4 separate regions of the Homo sapiens genome follow, and all the other regions are linked to region 2. Evidence: chromatin loops called from intact Hi-C (ENCODE). Cell type or tissue: B cell. All regions are shown on one strand. Region 1 overlaps MGAT1 (alpha-1,3-mannosyl-glycoprotein 2-beta-N-acetylglucosaminyltransferase). Region 2 overlaps OR2V2 (olfactory receptor family 2 subfamily V member 2). Region 3 holds the start of TRV-AAC1-4 (tRNA-Val (anticodon AAC) 1-4). Region 4 holds the start of TRL-AAG1-2 (tRNA-Leu (anticodon AAG) 1-2).

Region 1 (5,000 bases), 380 kb before region 2:
AGACTGTGCTCTACTGAGGGAGAAGACCACCCCTCATATTGTCTCATGCCCAATTTCTGCCTCCAAAGAAAGAAGAAGTAAAAATGAAAAGGCAGAAATGAAATCCACAAGCAGACAGCCCGGCGCCACACCCCGGGCCTGGTAGTTAAAGATCGAGCCCCGGCCTACTCGATTATGTTATCTGTAGATTCCAGACATTGTATGGAAAAGCACTGTGAAAACCCTTGTCCTGTTCTGTTCCAATCTGATTACCGGTGCATGCAGCCCCCAGTCGTGTACCCGCTGGTTGCACAATCGATCACGACCCTCTCACGTGGACCCCCTTAGAGTTGTGAGCCCTTAAAAGGGACAAGAATTGCTCACTAGGGGAGCTCAGCTCTTCAGACAGGAGTCTTGCCAATGCTCCTGGCTGAATAAACCCCTTCCTTCTTTAACTCGGTGTCTGAGGAGTTTTGTCTGCGGCTGGTCCTGCTACACTACTATCCTAGAAGTAGGAAAAAACTCAAACTTGCTTTCCCTGTTGGAAGTGGGCTGAAATTCCACAAAGGAGTTGCCTGCACCCCATTATCATGGAAGCAGGAAAACTCTCCCTCCTTGTTGAAAGTGAATAAAACTCCAGAAAAAGAGTTTCACAGCAGAATAATCCTTAAACCTCAACCAGATTTTGGAAGATCAGGGATTCTCTGGAGACAGGAGCTCCCAGGGCTCAGCAAATTGTCCAACTGATTTGAGCAATAAAGGTAGCTCAAGCTGGCACCAAGTACCCGTAGGAGATTTGCCAAAGGTCAGGGGTAGCTCCACTCAGAATCCCTTCATGGTTACCATGTAAACCAAACAGTATCTGAGACAGAGCTCAGTCAATTTAGAAGTTTATTTTGCCAATGTTAAGGACATGCACCCAGGACCCAAGTCTGTGCCTTTCTCCAAAGATGATTTTGAGGGCTTCAATATTTAAAGGAAAAAGGGCAGGTATTGCAGAAAGAGGAAGACATTTTTAAAAGGTGTGGGTAGATAAAAGGCAAGTGGTTGCCTTCTTTTGAGCCTTTGATCAGCCGTCCACATGTAAGGGAGGCAAAGGAATAGTCAGCTAGCTGGGGTGAATCTGCACTTTCACATAAGATAAAGTAGGGCAGAGGAAGCAATCACATATGCATTTGTCTCAGGTGAGCAAAGAAATGGCTGAGTTCTTTCCTTTGTCCCATCACTGCGAAGATAGACTATCAATTTACATTGTCAGGGTGGAATTCAACAGAACACTTTTAGGGTAAAGATCTTGCCCACAAGGGCAAATTGTGAGGGAGGCATGTAGCTTTTTTATTTGTGAATGGAAGGCAGGTTTGTGTGACACAGTTCCCAGCTTGATCTGTCCCTTCGGCTTAGTGATTTTGAGGTCCCAAGTTGTATTTTCTCTTCACAATATGTGTACGTATATTGGTTTATGTATTGGTTTTCAACCCAGGGTTCCTGGCTCATAATTCCCACAGCCCTTGTTACAGTCTTTTGTTACAGTGTTGGGTGAGTCAGGCCTCAGGGGCAGGACTCTGACCTTCCACTGCCCTGAGGCAGGACTCAAGGCCCTCCCATGAGAGGGTCCCATCCTATACCCTGGGGGAAGGAATGCTAAAGTCATGAAGCTTCCATAAAAAACCAAGGGGACTGGGCCGAACACGTGGAGGCCGACAGGAGGGTGAAGAACTCGTCCACATGCCGGGAGGGTGGGGCACCCCAGCTCCACGGCAACAGAAGCTCCTGTGCTTCCAGGCCTCACCCTATGTACCTCTTCGTCTGGCTAATTATCCATATCCTTTAAAATATCCTTCTTAGTAAACTGATTCTCTGTGAGCAACTCCCCCAGATTAATCAAACTCAAAGAGGGGGTTGTGGGAACCCCAACTTGAACCCAGTTGGTCAGAAGTTCTGGAGGCCCCAACATTCGATTGGTGGGGTGGGGCAAGGATGAGTCTTGGGGATGGAGCCCTCAACCTGTGGGATCTGGCACTATCTCCAGGTAGACAGGGTTGGAACTGATTGGAGGACACCTGGCTGACGTCCACCGCTTGGGAGTGGGGAGAGGTCCCCACACGTTTGGTCACAGAAGTCTTCTTCTGTGTAGATGATTGTTGCAGTGTGAGAGCGGAGGGAAAACATGGTTTCAGGAGAGTCTTCCCTCACACTATGTGATTGGAGCAAAAGGACAAGAAAGATGAACTGAAGGACAAAGGAGAATTTAGGGAGAATCAGGGGCATCGGTTCAGCTGAGGGAGGGGCGTTGGAACCACAGCTGCATGCTGTCTAACTGGGGTGGAGAACTGCTAGGGCTTGGCCTGGAGCCAGGCGGGCATCAGGGCAGGCTCCAATTCAAGGGAGCAATATGACAAGGACAGGGAAGTCACACTTGATATTTCAGGTGAGGCCTCACCCAAGATTTTGATTTTTTTTTTTTGAGAGGAGTCTCGCACTGTCTCCCAGGCTGGAGTGCAGCGGTGTGATCTCGGCTCACTGCAAGCTCCGCCTCCCGGGTTCACCCATTCTCCTGCCTCAGCCCCCCGAGTAGCTGGGACTACAGGCGCCCTTCACCACGACCAGCTAATTTTTTGTATTTTTAGTAGAGACGGGGTTTCACCGTGTTAGCCAGGATGGTCTCGATCTCCTGACCTCGTGATCCACCCACCTCAGCCTCCCAAAGTGCTGGGATTACAGGCGAGAGCCACCGCACCCGGCCAGATTTTGATTTTTAAAAACCCAGGTATGAGGCCATCAGGCTCTGTTCTGCAGTTTCAGAACCAACTGGCTTGATTCATTCATAAGGAGGCCGAGGACTCCCAGCTGTCAGTAGAGGGCAGCCGTGCCCAATGAAGACCAAGTTCAGGTCAGAAGCTTGCTCAGCAAGCCAAGAACCAAAGATAGTTAATCTGGGCAGGGCGGTTATGTATGAATTTTATTTTCCTTTTATTTTTCAATGTTTTTAGGTAGTTACACGATAAGCACATATTACTTATATACGAAAAAAGTTATTTAAAAAACAATATTCATTCTTTACCTTTCTATCAAGTGGTACAGAAAATTATACGGTATATATTTGCCGTGTGGCAAAATATTCCTCGTTGGATCATGTCAGTGGAAAGAGTATGGTTCTTCTTTGTATTAGTCTTTCAACTTCCCTGTGAGTTTGAATATTTTCATAATAAAAACTTGAAAAACAGAATATAAAATTGAAAAAAAGTTTTGGAAGGAAAAAATATTCCCATCCTTTAATTCAAGAACATCTACGTAAATAATAGAACCAGTCTCCTAGATGACACTGCTCCCCACCCTTGGATGCTGATGAGTAAATGTTTTAAAATTCTATTCTCAAAATATTTGTTCAAACATTCCATTCTGGTCACATAAAATCTTCCACCGTTTCAAGGACAGAACACAGTATCCGAGAGTTCTGGTTTCTACTGTTGCTCAGCAAACTCCCGCAGAACTCAGCAGCTTAAAATACCCGTTTCACATTGCCCACCATTTGTGAGTCAGAAATTCAGGCAGCCCTCGGCTGGGCAGTAGTTGCTTAGGGCATCCCATGTGGTTGTGTTAGATGCTGGCCAGGGATGTCCTCACGGCCCCTGTGGGTGACGGTGGCCATGGGTGACGGTGGCCGTGGGCCACTCCCCAGAACCCTCCAGCAAGGGGCTCAGGGTAGTCAGATGTCTTCCATGAACTCCCTGGAGCTCAAGGCCCCAAGTGTGCCTGTTCTAGCAAGAACCAGGAAGAGGCTGTCTCCCTGCCATGACCTAATCTAGCAGCCACACAGCCCCATTCCGCTGCCAGCGTCCTGCAGGCCCCTCCTCAGGGAAGGCCCTCGGTGAAGAGTGAGGCCTGATCGCCGCTCACCTACTCCTGATCCTGAAAGGTTTTGCCCTTTTCCTAAATAGAAACTCTGAAAAGTAATCAAACAGTATTTCCAAAGGAGGCTTTTGGCAGGCTTGCCTCATTGCCCTTGCAGGGAAGGCTGCCTGTCTCTAGCCATCTTCCTCTTCTTACAGCTGTGCTGAGACGTTTTTGGCTGGGGCAGGGCTGCTGCACTGAGGGTGCATCCCACCTCCTGCAGGGAAGGCAGCCAGACCACATTCCAGTGAGTGGAACGTGAGGGAAGGCTGTCTGCCCACTGCTTTTGTTCCATAAAGAATGAGGCTTGCCCTCCCTTCCCCTCTCCTGCTTCCTGGTAGCTGAACCAGGGCAGCATTTGCTGTGAGCTGGGAGCCATGTGTTGAAGACGGCGGAACAACAAAAGTGAAGACAAAAAAGAAAACTGCATCACTGGCATGTGCCCTTGTCAGTCAGCACTTCCGGGGCTGTGTGTGGCCTTCAGGAATTTCAGTTTTCATGCATGACCCTGAGAAGACTCAGCCCCCTGCCACAGTAGGACAGGTTTCTCAAACAACCCACTAGGGTTAGGGGCCCGCAGGTTTCATTCTGCCCCTCTCCAGGTCAGGGTTCCTAATGCACTCCCCCCAAAGCTCCCCATCACCCTGCCCTCTCCAAATCCTCGTCACTGTCACAAGCTTGGTCTTCCAGGCACCGTGTATGGCCGTGGTCCCTGTAGTCGCCCATACAATCACTCCCTTCTTAGTAACAGGAATCTTAATTTGATTCAGCTTCAGAAATACTTTTTCCAGCCTCTTTTGCTGACAGGGGTGCCTGTGTGATCCAGTTCTACCCAGGGAATTGTGACCCAGCGCTCTGTGAGCTTCCAAGAGAGGAGGAGGCAGCTGCCATCCACCCTTTACCTTCTTCCTTCCTCCTTCTTCCTAAAACGTGTGCTGGCTGGAGCTCCCGCAGCCAAGGAATGAGACCTGACCTCGTGCTAAGAAGAGTGAGACTGAGACCTGAGAAGGAGCCTGGGCCCTGACGGTGGAGGAACCCCCACACCAGCCTGCACCATCGACCTCTCATTTCCGTCCGGCGCTGGGATCCAGGCTTCCTGCTCTGCAACTGAATCCATTCTGACACACTGT
Region 2 (5,000 bases):
AGAATTTCATCTGCTATTTGAAAACCTATTTTCAGAATTTCAGTGTGAACTATTTGCAGGACTTGTATCCATCCTTCCAAGCTCTGTACCTGTCCTATTTGCAGTAAAATTCTCTTTTCATGGAAAAAAAATATCTCCATTGAAGGCGGAGAGAAAAGAGGCCAGAACTGGTCCTGAGGATTAGACTAAACCCCAGGGAGGTGTTTGCTGGGCTTCAGGCTTTGGAGAGGTGGAGGGAAGTGGCACCCAGGGCCTACCGTGGTTGACTTTAGATTGTCCACTCAGCTTAATTCTCACAGGAAACATTCTGTGGTGAAAATATTATGCCCATTTTACAGGAGAGGAAGCTAGGGCTCAAATCGGTAAGTCCCTGCCTCATCGTCCAGTTTTCTTCTTCACCTCCCCATGGGAAAGACTGGTTTGTCAGCGCAGCTGAGATGAGCAAACAACTTCGGAGGAGGCTCCTTCCCTTGGGGGTTTAATTGCCTGAAAAGGTGTCTCCAAGGACTGGTGAAAATAGAAGTAACTTTCCTTAGTCACGGGGCTGCAAGATTTTCCACTGTGTAGATGGATCTTAGTGTATTCTGTGACCACTTGCTGATATCACTTAGGTAATGCCCAACCTACCAAATTAATTTAAGCTCTATAATATCAAATATCTTTCTGTGTATTCTCCTCATTTTCATCATATCTTTTTGCCTTGTACACATTTCTATTTGCCCCAAATTCTTCTCTTCCAGGAAGCATCCCTGATTAACCTCATGCCCACTCAGATTTCTCTGGGATTTTGCACCCTTCAACCCGTAAGTACCTTGAGTGTTTCAACCACAACTCTTTATCTATAGCCACTGAACCCCTAGACTGGAAGAAAATTTAGAGCAAACTTAATCCAGCCCCCTTCCGTGATGCAGAATTTTGGATCATAATCACCCAAGCAAAAGTTTCACCAGCCTTTACCTTATCTAGTCCCATGATGGGGAAATTCCTATTTCATTTTAATTGCATTTCATTGGCATAGGCTTGATGTCCTTAATTCATTTCCCGCACAAGGACCAGGGAATTCCATTGAAAATTATCTACTGAACGCCACTAGCACCCAGAAATGTGGTAAGTTCCATGTCACAAAAAGGTTCCACAGGGTCCTCTTATGTCCAGGCACACACTTCAGTTCACTAATCAATGCTCCTTATGAAACAAGAGTTGCATAACTAGTCTCAGTGTGAGCAACTGCAAACTTAGAGATGTGTAATTGTTAGAGATTTGTAAGAAAATAATATAGAGAGGAAATACATGTGGGGGGGGGGCAGGTGCGGTGGCTCACATCTGTAATCCAAGCACTTTGGGAGGCCAAGGCCAAGGTGGGAGGATTGCTTGAGCTCAGCAGTTGGAGACCAACCTGGGCAACATGGTGAAACCCCATCTCTACAAAAAGTACAAAAATCAGCCGGGCGTGGTTACTTGGGAGGCTGAGTTCCTTGGGAGGCTGAGGCGGAAGGATTGCTTGAGCTTAGGAGGCTGAGGCTGCAATGACCCATGATCATGCCACTGCACTCCAGCCTGGGCCACAGAGCAGAAGCCTGTCTCGAAAATAAATAAGTAAATAAATAAATAAACAAAAAATAAAAAGAAAACATGTGAAAGCACAGGAGAGTAAAAGAAGCAAGAATCTTGCCAGGGGACATGGGAGTTTTTGTTACTTGCTTCACTTTTGTGTATGCCTGACATTTTTTATAATTAACAGTTTAAAATGCTCAAGGCCAGTTTTTTTTTTGCCAACTACCTTACCAAATCCTTTCCCATCAAGTTGTCTGTTCATTTTATTGGGTGATTTTGGGGCATAGATGTGACAAATCTTCATTGCAATCAGTTAGGTCAATGTTTTGTGTGTGTGTGTGAATATAAAAAATTGCTTGAAGCCAGGCATGGTGGCTCATTCCTATAATCCCAGCTGATAATGGGGAGGCCAAGGTGGGAGGATCACTTGAGCCCGGGAGTCTGACGCTGCAGTGTCACTGCACCCCAGCCAGGGCAACTCAGAGAGATCCTATCTCTACAGATTAGAAATGTTCCATTTCAGCTGGACAGGGTTTCTCATGTCTGTAATCCCAGCACTTTGGGAAGCCAAGGCAGGAGGATCACTTGAGCCCAGGAGTTTGAGACCAGCCTGGGCAACATAGCGAAACCCCATCTCTAGAACAATTAAAAATAAAACATGAATTTTAAATTTAAAAATTGCTCTACACCTCCATTTGGAAAGACTGTGTATGTGTTTGTGTCACGTATGAAAGCTAAGCTGGCATCTCCATAACCACGGGGCTCAGATCTGTCCTGATCACGTTGAGCCCCATAGCCTGACCCTGGAGGAATGAGTATCTGCTGTTGTGAATGAGGCCAGCACCCTTCCCCACCCAGGAAAACCAACGGCCACAGGAGGGCAGCAGAGAGCCACGATCCCAACCAGAGGAGAAAGCACAGACAGCATGGGGCAGGTGCAGGCGCTTATGTTTGTTTATTGGTTTGTTTTCTTTTTTATTTAAGTGACCTGTGCCATCGTATTGGGCTGAAATAGCCAGGGATGTGGCCATACAGACAGATCTAGTGTAGGTGAAAAAGAGAGCGGAGTGGGGTCCAGACTATTCCAGCCTCCCTCCTGCTGCCCTTGGCAAGGCTGCCAGCCTCTCTGTGCCTCGGTGTCCTCATCTGTCACATGGGGATAATAACAGTATGGACTGCAGGGGGCTGGCAACAGTAAAGAGAGTGAGGTGCGTGGCGGCAGCACAGGTCGGCCCAGGAGGACCCCGTGGGAGCTCCTACTGACTGCGGAGAAGATCAGCAGAGGCCCCGCTGAGGACGGCCTGGGGGAGGTGCAGGGAAGGGGCTCATGGGAGGGTGGTGGGGAACACCTGCAGGCAGAGGATGGGTGTGATTGTGGGGACCTCAAAAGCCACACCCAGAGCCAGGGGGTGCTGCAGGGCAGAGGCTGCAGCGGGGAAGTGCCCATGGCCCGAGGTCCCTGTGGGCGAGGCCCTCCTCTCTAACCCACAGCCATCCCCCAGGCCCAACTTTCAGGGGTGTGGGAGGTCTGCCTGTCTCCCGAAGACCCACTGTGGTCACTAACAGACTGGGACGTACATGAGGGTGACCCAGGCAGGCAGGTCTGGGCCTCCCTGGAGCTGGCAACCGTGCTCCCATCATCCCTGTCCCAGGGCCTGTGTGGTCCTGAGCTGACACCCGAGGGTGACACCCCACACTCCACACATGGCAGAGTGAAATAATAGCACCCTGGCCATGGTAGCGCACGCTCACAGCCCCTCCAGCACAGAAATGCAGGGAGCAGGGGGCAGCGTCGGGGGTGGCCAAGGCTTTGGCCTGTGGCAGGCCCTGAGCTCAGAAGGATGCAGGGGCTTTGCCCAAACCCACACTAGGTGCAGGGCCGGGGAGGCTGTTTCAGGAGGCGAAGGAAGGGCCCCGGGCGGTGAGGGGAGAGGCTGGTTCCGAAAGTGTGGGCGACGCAGCCAGAGCCTGATGACTGAAGAGTGAGCAGGCGGTGGGGCTTCCTAGGAGGCAGTGAGGAGAGGCAGCCCAGACCCAGTGAGATCACACCTAGGATGTCCCCAAGAAACCCCCAGGGCTGGGGCCAGGTCGTGCATCGTCATTGGGGGTGGGGCCAGGACGAGCATCGTCACTGGGGGTGGGGCCAGGACGAGCATCGTCACTGGGGGTGGGGCCAGGACGAGCATCGTCACTGGGGGTGGGGCCAGGACGAGCATCGTCACTGGGGGTGGGGCCAGGACGAGCATCGTCACTGGGGGTGGGGCCAGGACGAGCATCGTCGTTGGGGGTGGGGCCAGGACGAGCATCGTCGTTGGGGGTGGGGCCAGGACGAGCATCGTCGTTGGGGGTGGGGCCAGGACGAGCATCGTCGTTGGGGGTGGGGCCAGGACGAGCATCGTCGTTGGGGGTGGGGCCAGGACGAGCATCGTCGTTGGGGGTGGGGCCAGGACGAGCATCGTCGTTGGGGGTGGGGCCAGGACGAGCATCGTCGTTGGGGGTGGGGCCAGGACGAGCATCGTCGTTGGGGGTGGGGCCAGGACGAGCATCGTCGTTGGGGGTGGGGCCAGGACGAGCATCGTCACTGGGGGTGGGGCCAGGACGAGCATCGTCATTGGGGGTGGGGCCAGGACGAGCATCGTCATTGGGGATGGGCAGCCATGTGGATGAGCCGAGAGATTCCAGTGGGGAAAAAGGAGACGAGGCCGAGATTGATGATCTAGAGGCGCCCGCAGCCTCACAGACCCAGGTGCCCTGGCAAGCACAGCCCTGCTCACACAGCAGACATGGGGGTGGGGATGACTGAGTGTGTGCATAGCAGGGAACAGATAAATGAGCCTAAAGGCATGGATAAGTTTAAAGGCTAAAGAAGGGCCTTGTGCAGACCAATCCTGAGCGGAAATGAATGCAGGAGTCCAGTTGGCCCCTGCTGAGAGGGGAAAACCGGTGTCTTAAACTCAGGACCTAGAGTCAGGAGGAAAGAGGTTCCAGATAGGACCCAGATTAGGAACCTCCTCACCCACTCCTCCCTCCAGAGACTACAGCAGAGGGGGAGGCCCACAGGCAGCACAGCCTTCAACTCCTGGTTTCCCCAGAAGACACTGTGGGCATTTGTCCAACTGACCTCAGAGGCCCCCTCCAGGACACTGTGACAGTTTATACCAATCTGCACTTTTGCTCCTTGAGCTCTTATCTTTGGGGCAGCTCAAATGATGACAATGGCTTTTCTGGCCAACTTACCCAGACTCTGTCCTGAGACGAGTAAGCAGGGCCCAGTCTTCCCAAGGCCCTCCCTGTCTTCTGGGACACCATGTGGGTCCTTCTGAGACAGTGGCCAGCTTTGCCCCAGCCCAGAGCAGCTGAGCCAGCGGTGGAATGACTCTCATGACAGACAGCTGTGAGCTCCTGCTGTGCCCCAGGCCCAAGGCTCTAGGGGGTCAAAGAGGTAG
Region 3 (5,000 bases), 58 kb after region 2:
CCTCTAGGAGGATCCTTTGAGGCCACCATCCACTCCATGTTTCTAAAATATATATATGTATTTTTATATAAAATATATAGCATATATAATATATAATAAAAATATATAATATATTATAATTTATATAATATATAAATATAATATAAATATTATAATATTATATATAATATAATATAAATATTATAATATTATATATAATATAATATAAATATTATAATATTATATATAATATAATATAAATATTATAATACTATATATAATATAATATAAATAGTATAATATTATATATAATATAATATAAATTGTATATATAATATAACATAATATAAATATTATAATATTTATATAATATAATATAATATAAATATTATAATATTATATATAATATAATATAAATATAAAATATATTTGTTATCTATATAATTTAATATATTATATAAAATAGAATATATTCATTATTTATATAATAAATATAGAATATATTCATTATTTATATAATAAATATAGAATATATTCATTATTTATATAATAAATATAGAATATATTCATTATTTATATAATAAATATAGAATATATTCATTATTTATATAATAAATTCATTATTTATATAATAAATATATAATGTATGTGTTATTTATGTAATAGATTTATTATTTGTGCAATAAATATATAATATATAAATATATAATATATTTTATAAATATATATAATATATAAATATATAATATATTTTATAAATATATATAATATATATTTAGAGATGTGGAGGGGGCGGTGGTCTCAAAGGGTCCTCCCGGAGGATCCTCCCGAAACTCCGTCTCCAACAAACAAACAAATATATATACATTTGAGACGGAGCGGAGTTTCGCTCTTGTCGCCCAGGCTGGAGTGCAATGGCGCCATCTCGGCTCGCTACAACCTCTGCCTCCGAGGTTCAAGCTATTCTCGTGCCCCAGCCTCCCAAGTAGCTGGGATTACAGGCGTGTGCCACCGCGCCCAGCTAATTTTGTATTTTTGGTAAGATGGGGTTCACCACGTTGGTCAGGCTGGTCTCGAACGCCTGACCTCAGGTGATCCACCCACCTCGGCCTCCCAAAGTGCTGGAATTACAGGCGTGAGCCACCGCGCCCGGCCCGTTCCTAAAATGTAATTCGAAATAGGACTCCAAAGAGACTGTTTCCTGTACATCTTGTTGCCCTGCCCAGCTAGCTGGCTGACGTTGACTGTGTTGCTTTGAATTTGCTTCACTGTCTCCACAAGGAAGACCAATGCGAACTGTCTTACGTTAGCTGAGGCACAGAGCAAAATATACTTAGAGAAGAGTGACAAAGGACTGAGTGATGGTCCTGGCCTCCCAGAGTCCCAGTGGCCAAGGAGGTCAGCTTAGAGGGATGCAGAAGGCACTCCGTCAGCAAAGTACAGACTCACTTCAAACCAGTCAGTTAAACACGACAGGAGGAGTGCGAGGGGGGGTCGGCGGGGAAGGGGTGAGGAGAAGTTGGGCCGGGGAGAATTTTCTGGGAGAACTCTCCTGCATGGGGTCTGTGAGTTCCAGGCTGACTACCGGACTTCCTGATGCGTAAATTCTGGGACGGTATAAAATTACAATTAAGTGTGAAAGAGCGGTGTTGAAGAAATAGGCATGACATTGATATTTTCTGTGAACGTTATGCTAACGCTGTCCCAACAAGTTTCCCACCACGGGACTCTGCTTTGATTACGCTTTGTCTGCATTTAAAATGTATGAAACGTTAAAGAGAATTTTGGTTTTTGCCACTTTTCCTTTTTTTTTTTTTAACGGGCTCGGTGCCCAGGCTGGAGTGCAGTGGCGCGATCATGGCTCGCTGCAGCCTCGACCTAGGGTAGTAACTGGAACTGCAGGTATGCACCACCACGCTCGGCTAATTAAAAAAATATATATATTTTTTCCTAGAGATGGGGCGGGGGGCGGGGGCGGGGGCGGAGGGGACAGTCTCACTATGTTGCCTAGGCTGGTCTCGAACTCTTAAGCCCGGTTTCCGAGTCGCTGGGGCTACAGTAGCGCGCTGACACGCCCGACCCTTGCTTTGCCACTTAGATGTTGCATTTATTCGACTTTCACGTCGGGCAGAGGTGCTGGGAAAGAGGCGGCTGGCCCCTGCGTAAGTGTGCGGGTGCGGTGTGAGAAAGCTGGAAGCCTGTTTTCTAGGCGGGGAAGCAGCCTGCGCTGCCGGGGCCGCATCATGGCACGTGGGTTTCCCCGGGCTTACTCTCCTGCCAGTAGCGCTGTCCTAGGGATCCCGCCCACCCCTCCGGCTTCTTCTCTGAAGCCTTTGCAGCATTTTCCCTGAGATTGCTGAAGAGGCCCCTGGGGATCGGGCTCCCAACTCACCCGCCGCGTCCCACGGCCCGAAGCCGACGAGCTGCAAGTGAGGATGGGTGCAGAGGGAGGCCGACGGTCACGCCTTGGAGAGGCTGATGGTCCTCTTGACCGCCCTCCACCGCCACTGCGAACCCAAAAGCCGTGTCAGTGCTGCAGGCCCGCCCGAAGTGGCGCAGTCCTCCTCCTGAACCAGCCTGTATTTCACTTGAATTTCTCTGTGCCCTGTTTCTTTTCCGTTCCCTGTCCTTTTGCTCCGTCCTACGTGTTCCGCAGCCTTGTGTGACCTGTCCATGCCTCAGTGGCCTCATCTGTAAACAACCTCCCAGAATGGTTAGGTTCCTCTGCAGGAAGCCCAGGGCCACACCTGCAGACTACTTGATGTGTGGTACACGTTGTAGTTACCGGCATCACTATTGGCCCGCCGGTGCACACCTTCCACGGCGTGAACTTCCACCAAGGATTTCCAACCCGAGCCTTCTTGCACTTTTTAATCGTTCATCTGTCATTCCGTGGCATTCCCCGGCGGCTGACTGTATTTGATCCGCCGGGACTTTGCAGGAAGACCCTAATAATGACCAGTAAGACCACTTACTTCTCACCCTCATATTACAGACGTAGACATGGAATACGCAGGTTGAAGTTAATTGGCAATGGATTGGAAAATCCGGCCGGTGTCTAAGTGTAGCAAAACTTGTGAACGTTTATACACATAGACTCCACACTAAGAAACCTTTTTGAACTGGAAGGAAAACACAGTCTTGTTTCCGCCCGGTTTCGAACCGGGGACCTTTCGCGTGTTAGGCGAACGTGATAACCACTACACTACGGAAACAGATGCGGAGAGGTTACTCTATGACTTTTATAAGTGTTATAGTCAACATCCAGGTGTCGGCTTCACCCATGGAGTCATGGCCCTTAGATCCATTCTTCCCCAGAACACCAGTCTCCTTGTGGCCCTGCGTAATGCCGTTTGTCAAACTGTAAAGCGTGACCTCTAAGGGTACCCCAGTCACTTCCAGCAATTAAAAGCAAAACAAGGCCGGGCGCGGTGGTTCACGCCTGTAATCCCAGCACTTTGGGAGGCCGAGGCTGGCGGATCACGAGGTCAGGAGATCGAGACCATCCTGGCTAAAATGGTGAAACCCCCGTCTCTACTAAAAATACAAAAAAATTATCCGGGCGTGGTGGCGGCCGCCTGTAGTCCACTCGGGAGGCTGAGGCAGGAGAATGGCGTGAACCCGGCATGCGGAGCTTGCAGTGAGCCGAGATCGCGCCACTGCACTCCAGCCTGGGCGACACAGCGAGACTCCGTCTCGAATAATAATAATAAATAAAAACAAAACAAAAAACTAGCGAGCATCGCGGGAGGAAAGGCAAATGTACCTTCCAAGGCTTAAGACTGGATACGCTTCCCTAGTGGTTCCTTTTCTTCCAGGGAAGACAGCCAGAGGTTTCAATTTTCACATGATTTGTGCTCTACGGACAGTAATGACAGAGAGGATTCAAAAAATGCAAAATGCATTTAAAGCACACGATATTTAAATATATTTTGTTAAAATGTAAATTAAAGTAAACATAAAAATCAAAAAGTGAAATTATTCTTATGTCCTTTCAAAAATTTATTTCTATGAATTATGCATAAGTATTAAACTAAACGGCAAAATATAAATTAATGAATATCAAAATTTTAAGTCGGTTTTTAAAGATAAATCTGAAATTTTTTTTACATTTTAAAAGTTCAATGAAAAATTTTAAGTATTTTTATAAAAATAAAACTCGCCAATCCTAGCATCCAAGGTATGTACGTATGTAGAGTTGGAATACGCTTAACGCCTGTCATATGGAGATCTGCATATATGTAAATTTAAAAGTAGTAGCGATTGCTTAATATTGTGAAATGTTTTTCCGCCGCCGACGCCTAATTTCCGAATACCTGGATTGCTTGGAAGCGAGGCGCAGTCCTGCTGATCAGGGATCCTTGCTGCCTCTGTGACCCCGAAGGCCCGCTCCTTTCGGCGCAGGGCGGGAGCCCTTCTTGTGTGCGTCTGATTCTCTGGTCAAGGTCACCACGGGCCTCCAGGTGGCCCAATCCATGGACGCCTTCTCTTACGAGACCATGTGCTGAACTGGACGCTGCCAATCTCCTTTGCACTGTGCGGCACCCTAGGCCTGGGTGGGCGCTTCGCTGCAGGCTTTTCTCCCATCCCGTCTCCGCCTCCGAGCGCCCAAGGCTGACCCTGGAGCGTCACGTCGGCTGGCAGCAGGACCCACACCTTAGCTCCGTCTCTGGTTCCAGCAAGAACTGTTCTCCCAAGCTTCAGATCCACGCGTGTCTTGGGCAGTTTTTCCAGGTATCTCACAGCATCTAACGCCCAACCGTTCGAGACCTAAGTCATTGTTTTTTTCTTCCCTCCCCTCCCGCATCCTCAGCCTGTGATCTAGGTTGTGGAACTACCCAAATCTATCGCCGCTGCAAGCCTTGCATCCCGCTCCTTCACCTGCGTCTCCCTCTGGCTGCCGCCTCACCCGGCGCCGGCCGCCTCCTGTATGGACCAGGCCTGTGTCCTTCCAGCCCCTGTCTCCGACAGTCTTACTCCCCCTCATACTCCCTGTTTGCATCACTCCTGAAGGAACCCCC
Region 4 (5,000 bases), 59 kb before region 2:
GCAGAACCACCGCCTTCCAGCAGGATTCGCTGGGCCAGAGGCCCCGGCTGGGAAACGGCTCCACCAGCGCCCCGGCAGAGAAGGTTCGCGAAGCGCAGGTCTCGGGATTTGCTTTGGGGGCCACTCAGAAAGTCACCCACATTGGCCCTCTTTGGGGAGGCGGCGTGAGAGGAGGGGAAGCCTTCTGCACTCTTTAAAGAAAGATAAAAATAAATAAACCAGGGCAGACCCGGTCCGCTCGGGGCCGCCTAGTCCTGCAGCCGCCGCGCCGCACTCCACAGGCAGCAGCGCACAGGGCGCGACTCCGGGGAGGCCGCGGCCCGCGGGGTCCGTCCGTCCTGCGGTCCCCAGCCCCGTCCCCTGGAGCTTGGCGCCCGCTCTGCCCGGATCCGCCCCGGCCCGGGGCTCCTGCCCGCCGTCCAGTCCGCGCAGGGACCCCGAGCAGCCTCGCCGTGCACGGCCCCGCCGGGCTCAGTTCTGGGCTCGCACTTCCACCGCCCCCGCCTGGCTCCCAGTTTCTTTCTGTCTCCCGCGGAACCGACCTCCTTCCCCCGAATCTCCGCCAGCTCTTCTCCCCCTCCCCCTACGCCCCGTGCTTTGCTCTCCCGCTTCTCGCCTCGCCCGCGGCTGGGGGAAGGGACTGGAGGGGAGGGGAGGGGAGGGGACGGGTGGGGAGGGGTGGGGCGGGGAGGGAAAGGGTGGGGAGCAGAGGGGTGGGGAGGGGAGGGGTGGGGAGAGGTAGGGAGGGGAGGGGTGAGGAGGGGAAGGGTGGGGAGCAGAGGGGTGGGGAGGGGAGGGGTGGGGAGAGGTAGGGAGGGGAGGGGTGAGGAGGGGTGCGGAGGGGTGGGGAGGGGAGGTGAGGGCAAGGGAGGGGAGGGGTGGGGAGGGGAGGGGAGGGCAGGCGAGGGGAGGGGTGGGGAGGGGAGGGGAGGGCAGGCGAGGGGAGGGGTGGGGAGGGGAGGGGAGGGCAGGGGAGGGGTGGGGAGGGGAGGGGAGGGCAGGCGAGGGGAGGGGTGGGGAGGGGAGGGCAGGGGAGGGGTAGGGAGGGGAGGGGTGGGGAGGGGAGGGGAGGGCAGGCGAGGGGAGGGGAGGGCAGGCGAGGGGAGGGCAGGCGAGGGGAGGGGACTCTCAGTTCCTGTTGTCAGACAATCTGAAGTTGTTTTTTTTTTCTTTGAGACGGAGTCTTGCTTTGTTTCCAGGCTGGAGTGCAGTGGTGCCATCTGGGCTCACTGCAATCTCCGCCTCCCACGTTCAAGCGATTCTTCTGCCTCAGCCTCCAGAGTACCCGCGATTACAGGCACGTGCCACCACACCCAGGCAATTTCTGTATTTTTTGTAGAGACAGGGTTTCACCACGTTGGTCAGGTTGGTCCCGATCTCCTGACCTCGTGATCCGCCCACCTCAGCCTCCCAAAGTGCTGGGATTACAGGCGGGAGACACTGTGCCCAGCCGATGAAGTACTTTTAAGTGTAGCGGGCTCACCAGTTCTCAGCCTGACACGCAGCTATGTGTCCTTGTCTTGACACTGTGTGAGGAGCTTTGGCTGGGCAAAACATTGCCAAGGTGAAAAATCCAGCGTGTCTCCATCCATGAGGTCATTCCAAATGAAGATTTGGATTCCATGTCACAGTCCAAGGGCTCAGTGAGCATGCCGTCCAAGTCACTTGGAAGCCTCTCCTGGTGGAGAAGGTCCATTCTGCCATAACCACTGCAGCTGCTCACCGAGGAGTAGCCCCCCAGGGCACTCATCTGCATGGGGTGGGGCAGAGGCACTTGCAAAGGTGTCTTCACTGGGGTCAGTTGGTTCACACCTGAGGTGTGGGGCTTGGTGTTTTCCGTGTGAGACAGGGCACGGCCGTAAGCTGCATATGTCTGCTGAGCATGCCCAGGGTGGATATGGGAGCTGGGATGCCTCATTTTGTATCCAGATGCCTGGCTGCCATAGGTTGACATGGCTGAATTAAGGCCCATCATGGTATTCTGGCCCAGAAACCGACTGTTGGATTGGGCTACTCCAGGATCAGCTGGTGTCATAATGTCATTATGGGGAGGAGAGTCAGAAGTCAGCATCTCCTCCAGGAGTCCCGCTACACAGTTACACGGACTCACAGCTCCGTAACTTGATTTGTGCTCCTGGAGTGTTTGCATCTGGGGCAAAGGGCTCATGTTGGACTGGCCCTACGTCTGTTTTTTGCAGTTTGGCTGGGCGAATTCAGACTGGTGTTTGGTGGCACAAAGGAGTAGCTGGCGTCTGCTGCATCATGGTGCCAGGTGAGGACTGGGTGGACACAGTTAATGATGTTGGTGAGGAGATAAGACTGAGATCACTCAGAAAGCTTTCCACGTTTCAGGATTGCTTGTCTCAGACTGGGTGGAGTAGGGGCATCTTTGCCGCAGATGGCGGGTACCCCACAGAATGTGCGTCCCCATCTCCAAGATAGTCTCCTTTGACTATAATGGGTGAAAGTCTCCCAGTAACAGTACTAGCATTTGAGCTAGTTCCAGGGCGAAATGCACTCCAGCTATTAAAGTCATCATTGCTGTGAGAGCCAGGGCTTGCAGGCCATCTGGAAAACTGGGGTCCAGGGCTGTCCCCGGCACCCCCCTGGCTAGACTGCAGGATGCTTTTTTCGTGGCAGCTTGACTTAGGCTCCGAGCGCATTTGCTGCTGCTGTCCATGGATGCAGCTCTTGTCCTAAGAGATCTCCCACCCTTGCCGCCCTCTGGATCCAGCGTCCACCGAGCACTTTTTCCAGTTCCTTCATTCTGCGCGCGAGTCAGCTTGCTGTGTAGGGACAGAAGATGACGAAGTGAATTCCTGCAGCCCGCCGAGCTGTTGCTGTCGCCCTGGGAGCAGGGCACGCTCTTGACCATCCACTCGCAGATCTGCGACAGCGCGAGCCGCTTCTCCGCCGAGCTCTCGTCGGCCCTGGTGCTGAGGTCGGCGTGGGACAGGCTGCGCGACGCGGTGCGACGGGACGAGCTGCCCCTGCGCTGCTGCCCGGCGGAGGCGGGGTCCCGGGTGGGTGCTGCGGCGCGGCGTCCCGGCGTCCGCAAAAGTCCTCGCTGTCCTGCAGCAGGCTCGGGTTGCTCATGAAGTCGGCGCTGACGGGCGGGACTGGAGGTGGCCGCGTGGGACCCGCGACTGGAAATCCGGGTGCACCTCCGCCCCCCGGGGCGCTTCGGCCTTGGGGTCCCGTCCCCTCCCCTCCCCTCCCCACCCCTCCCCTGCCCTCCCCTCCCCTCCCCACCCCTCCCCTGCCCTCCCCTCCCCACCCCTCCCCACCCCTCCCCTGCCCACCCCTCCCCACCCCTCCCCACCCCTCCCCTGCCCTCCCCTCCCCTCGCCACCCCTCCCCTGCCCTCCCCTCCCCTCGCCACCCCTCCCCACCCCTCCCCTGCCCTCCCCTCCCCACCCCTCCCCTGCCCTCCCTTGCCCTCCCCTCCCCTCTTATCCTTCCCCCAGCCGCGGGCGAGGCGAGAAGCGGGAGAGCAAAGCACGGGGCGTAGGGGGAGGGGGAGAAGAGCTGGCGGAGATTCGGGGGAAGGAGGTCGGTTCCGCGGGAGACAGAAAGAAACTGGGAGCCAGGCGGGGGCGGTGGAAGCGCGAGCCCAGAACTGAGCCCGGCGGGGCCGTGCACGGCGAGGCTGCTCGGGGTCCCTGCGCGGACTGGACGGCGGGCAGGAGCCCCGGGCCGGGGCGGATCCGGGCAGAGCGGGCGCCAAGCTCCAGGGGACGGGGCTGGGGACCGCAGGACGGACGGACCCCGCGGGCCGCGGCCTCCCCGGAGTCGCGCCCTGTGCGCTGCTGCCTGTGGAGTGCGGCGCGGCGGCTGCAGGACTAGGCGGCCCCGAGCGGACCGGGTCTGCCCTGGTTTATTTATTTTTATCTTTCTTTAAAGAGTGCAGAAGGCTTCCCCTCCTCTCACGCCGCCTCCCCAAAGAGGGCCAATGTGGGTGACTTTCTGAGTGGCCCCCAAAGCAAATCCCGAGACCTGCGCTTCGCGAACCTTCTCTGCCGGGGCGCTGGTGGAGCCGTTTCCCAGCCGGGGCCTCTGGCCCAGCGAATCCTGCTGGAAGGCGGTGGTTCTGCGATGCCCTGTGGATTCGCCTCGACGCCTTGTTGGCCCGGGGACCCTGGGGATGTTTTATAAGGAAGGAAAAGATGTAGGTGAAGCCCAGAAGGAGGGTAGCGTGGCCGAGCGGTCTAAGGCGCTGGATTAAGGCTCCAGTCTCTTCGGAGGCGTGGGTTCGAATCCCACCGCTGCCAGCTTGTTGTGATTCCTCCATTTTTGTCCCTTCATGGGTTACAAAAGGAGGAAGTCGCCTTGGGCCCCACGCTTTCCCGGCATCGGGAATTCCATTTGGCATTGTGCATCCATCCACTGGACGGGCTTTGTGGGGAGTTCGTCATGCTGGTGTCAACAGCAAGTGAGGTGGGTTCCGTTCTTCCCAGATGCCAATGATTGCGGCGGAAAGGCAACGGTATAAATACCCTTGATAGCCTTTTCTCCTTAAGTGGGTGGAGATATTGGTGGGATGTTCTAGGCTAGTCTTCGGTGTAATAAATTTGAAGCAGTTAAGTGAAAAGTAGAAGGAACTGTTTCCGCCCGGTTTCGAACCGGGGACCTTTCGCGTGTGAGGCGAACGTGATAACCACTACACTACGGAAACCGGCTTGATGCTTTTCTGCCATCATAATTAGTCACGACACACGGCGGTATTTTATTTCTCATAAGAGTTCTGAGCTTCTTCCGTGGGTCCCTTTGAGCTTGGTAATGGGTATGAGCGCACAAGAATACAGAGTCCAGTGCAACCATTTAAAAGGGGAGGGTTGCAGAGTCAGAGAGTAGCTCAGAGACACAGCACAGCTGAGTGAATGTGGACGTTCACTTGAACACAAACACACAGAAACCAATTAGTTGGCTGATTTTCTCGAATACACACACATAGAAACCAATTAGTCGGCTGATTTTCTCGAATACACACATAGAAACCA

What was found. A loop is a pair of places that touch in the nucleus more often than their neighbours do. Peaks named below come from ENCODE experiments on the same cell type or tissue, not always from the same donor. Only the 100,000 strongest peaks of a DNase experiment are listed, where the experiment ranks them.
Region 1: it touches region 2 in a loop (15-fold over the local background); 65 of 110 quality-filtered maps call a loop at or near these places.
Region 3: a loop joins it to region 2, with 2.5 times the contacts of the local background. A loop is called at or near these places in 14 of 110 quality-filtered maps.
Region 4: a loop joins it to region 2, with 2.0 times the contacts of the local background. A loop is called at or near these places in 5 of 110 quality-filtered maps.

The regions. Positions count from the first base shown.
Region 1 is chr5:180,781,857-180,786,856 of GRCh38, forward strand. MGAT1 (alpha-1,3-mannosyl-glycoprotein 2-beta-N-acetylglucosaminyltransferase) reads right to left here. Exons shown (of 2, transcript NM_002406.4): 2 at 2,924-5,000. Among named protein-coding and RNA genes, the nearest start is that of MGAT1, 18 kb to the right of the region's middle. RefSeq lists enhancers at 3,179-4,090, 4,091-5,000. In B cell, a CTCF peak has its summit at 2,838 (motif pointing right); a DNase peak (open chromatin) is centred at 2,835; H3K27ac peaks cover 55 bases.
Region 2 is chr5:181,157,043-181,162,042 of GRCh38, forward strand. OR2V2 (olfactory receptor family 2 subfamily V member 2) reads left to right here. Exons shown (of 2, transcript NM_206880.2): 2 at 1-2,243. Among named protein-coding and RNA genes, the nearest start is that of TRV-AAC1-2, 4.6 kb to the right of the region's middle. RefSeq lists enhancers at 2,408-3,164, 3,165-3,920, 3,341-3,520, 4,095-4,384, 4,555-4,724 and a silencer at 4,585-4,927. In B cell, CTCF peaks have their summits at 2,426 (motif pointing right) and 2,625; DNase peaks (open chromatin) are centred at 2,439, 3,569 and 4,274; H3K4me3 peaks cover 1,029 bases; H3K27ac peaks cover 1,190 bases; H3K27me3 peaks cover 1,352 bases.
Region 3 is chr5:181,215,149-181,220,148 of GRCh38, forward strand. TRV-AAC1-4 (tRNA-Val (anticodon AAC) 1-4) reads right to left here and starts at 3,194; the gene lies at 3,122-3,194. RefSeq lists enhancers at 1,320-1,389, 2,466-2,595 and a silencer at 3,056-3,145. In B cell, a CTCF peak has its summit at 2,856; DNase peaks (open chromatin) are centred at 2,213, 2,443, 2,723, 3,213 and 2 weaker places; H3K4me3 peaks cover 2,991 bases; H3K27ac peaks cover 2,235 bases.
Region 4 is chr5:181,097,651-181,102,650 of GRCh38, forward strand. TRL-AAG1-2 (tRNA-Leu (anticodon AAG) 1-2) reads left to right here and starts at 4,190; the gene lies at 4,190-4,271. It overlaps TRV-CAC1-3 (tRNA-Val (anticodon CAC) 1-3), which reads right to left and starts at 4,675; the gene lies at 4,603-4,675. It also overlaps the pseudogene FOXO1B. In B cell, no CTCF peak of the experiment used is centred here; a DNase peak (open chromatin) is centred at 2,851; H3K27me3 peaks cover 1,898 bases.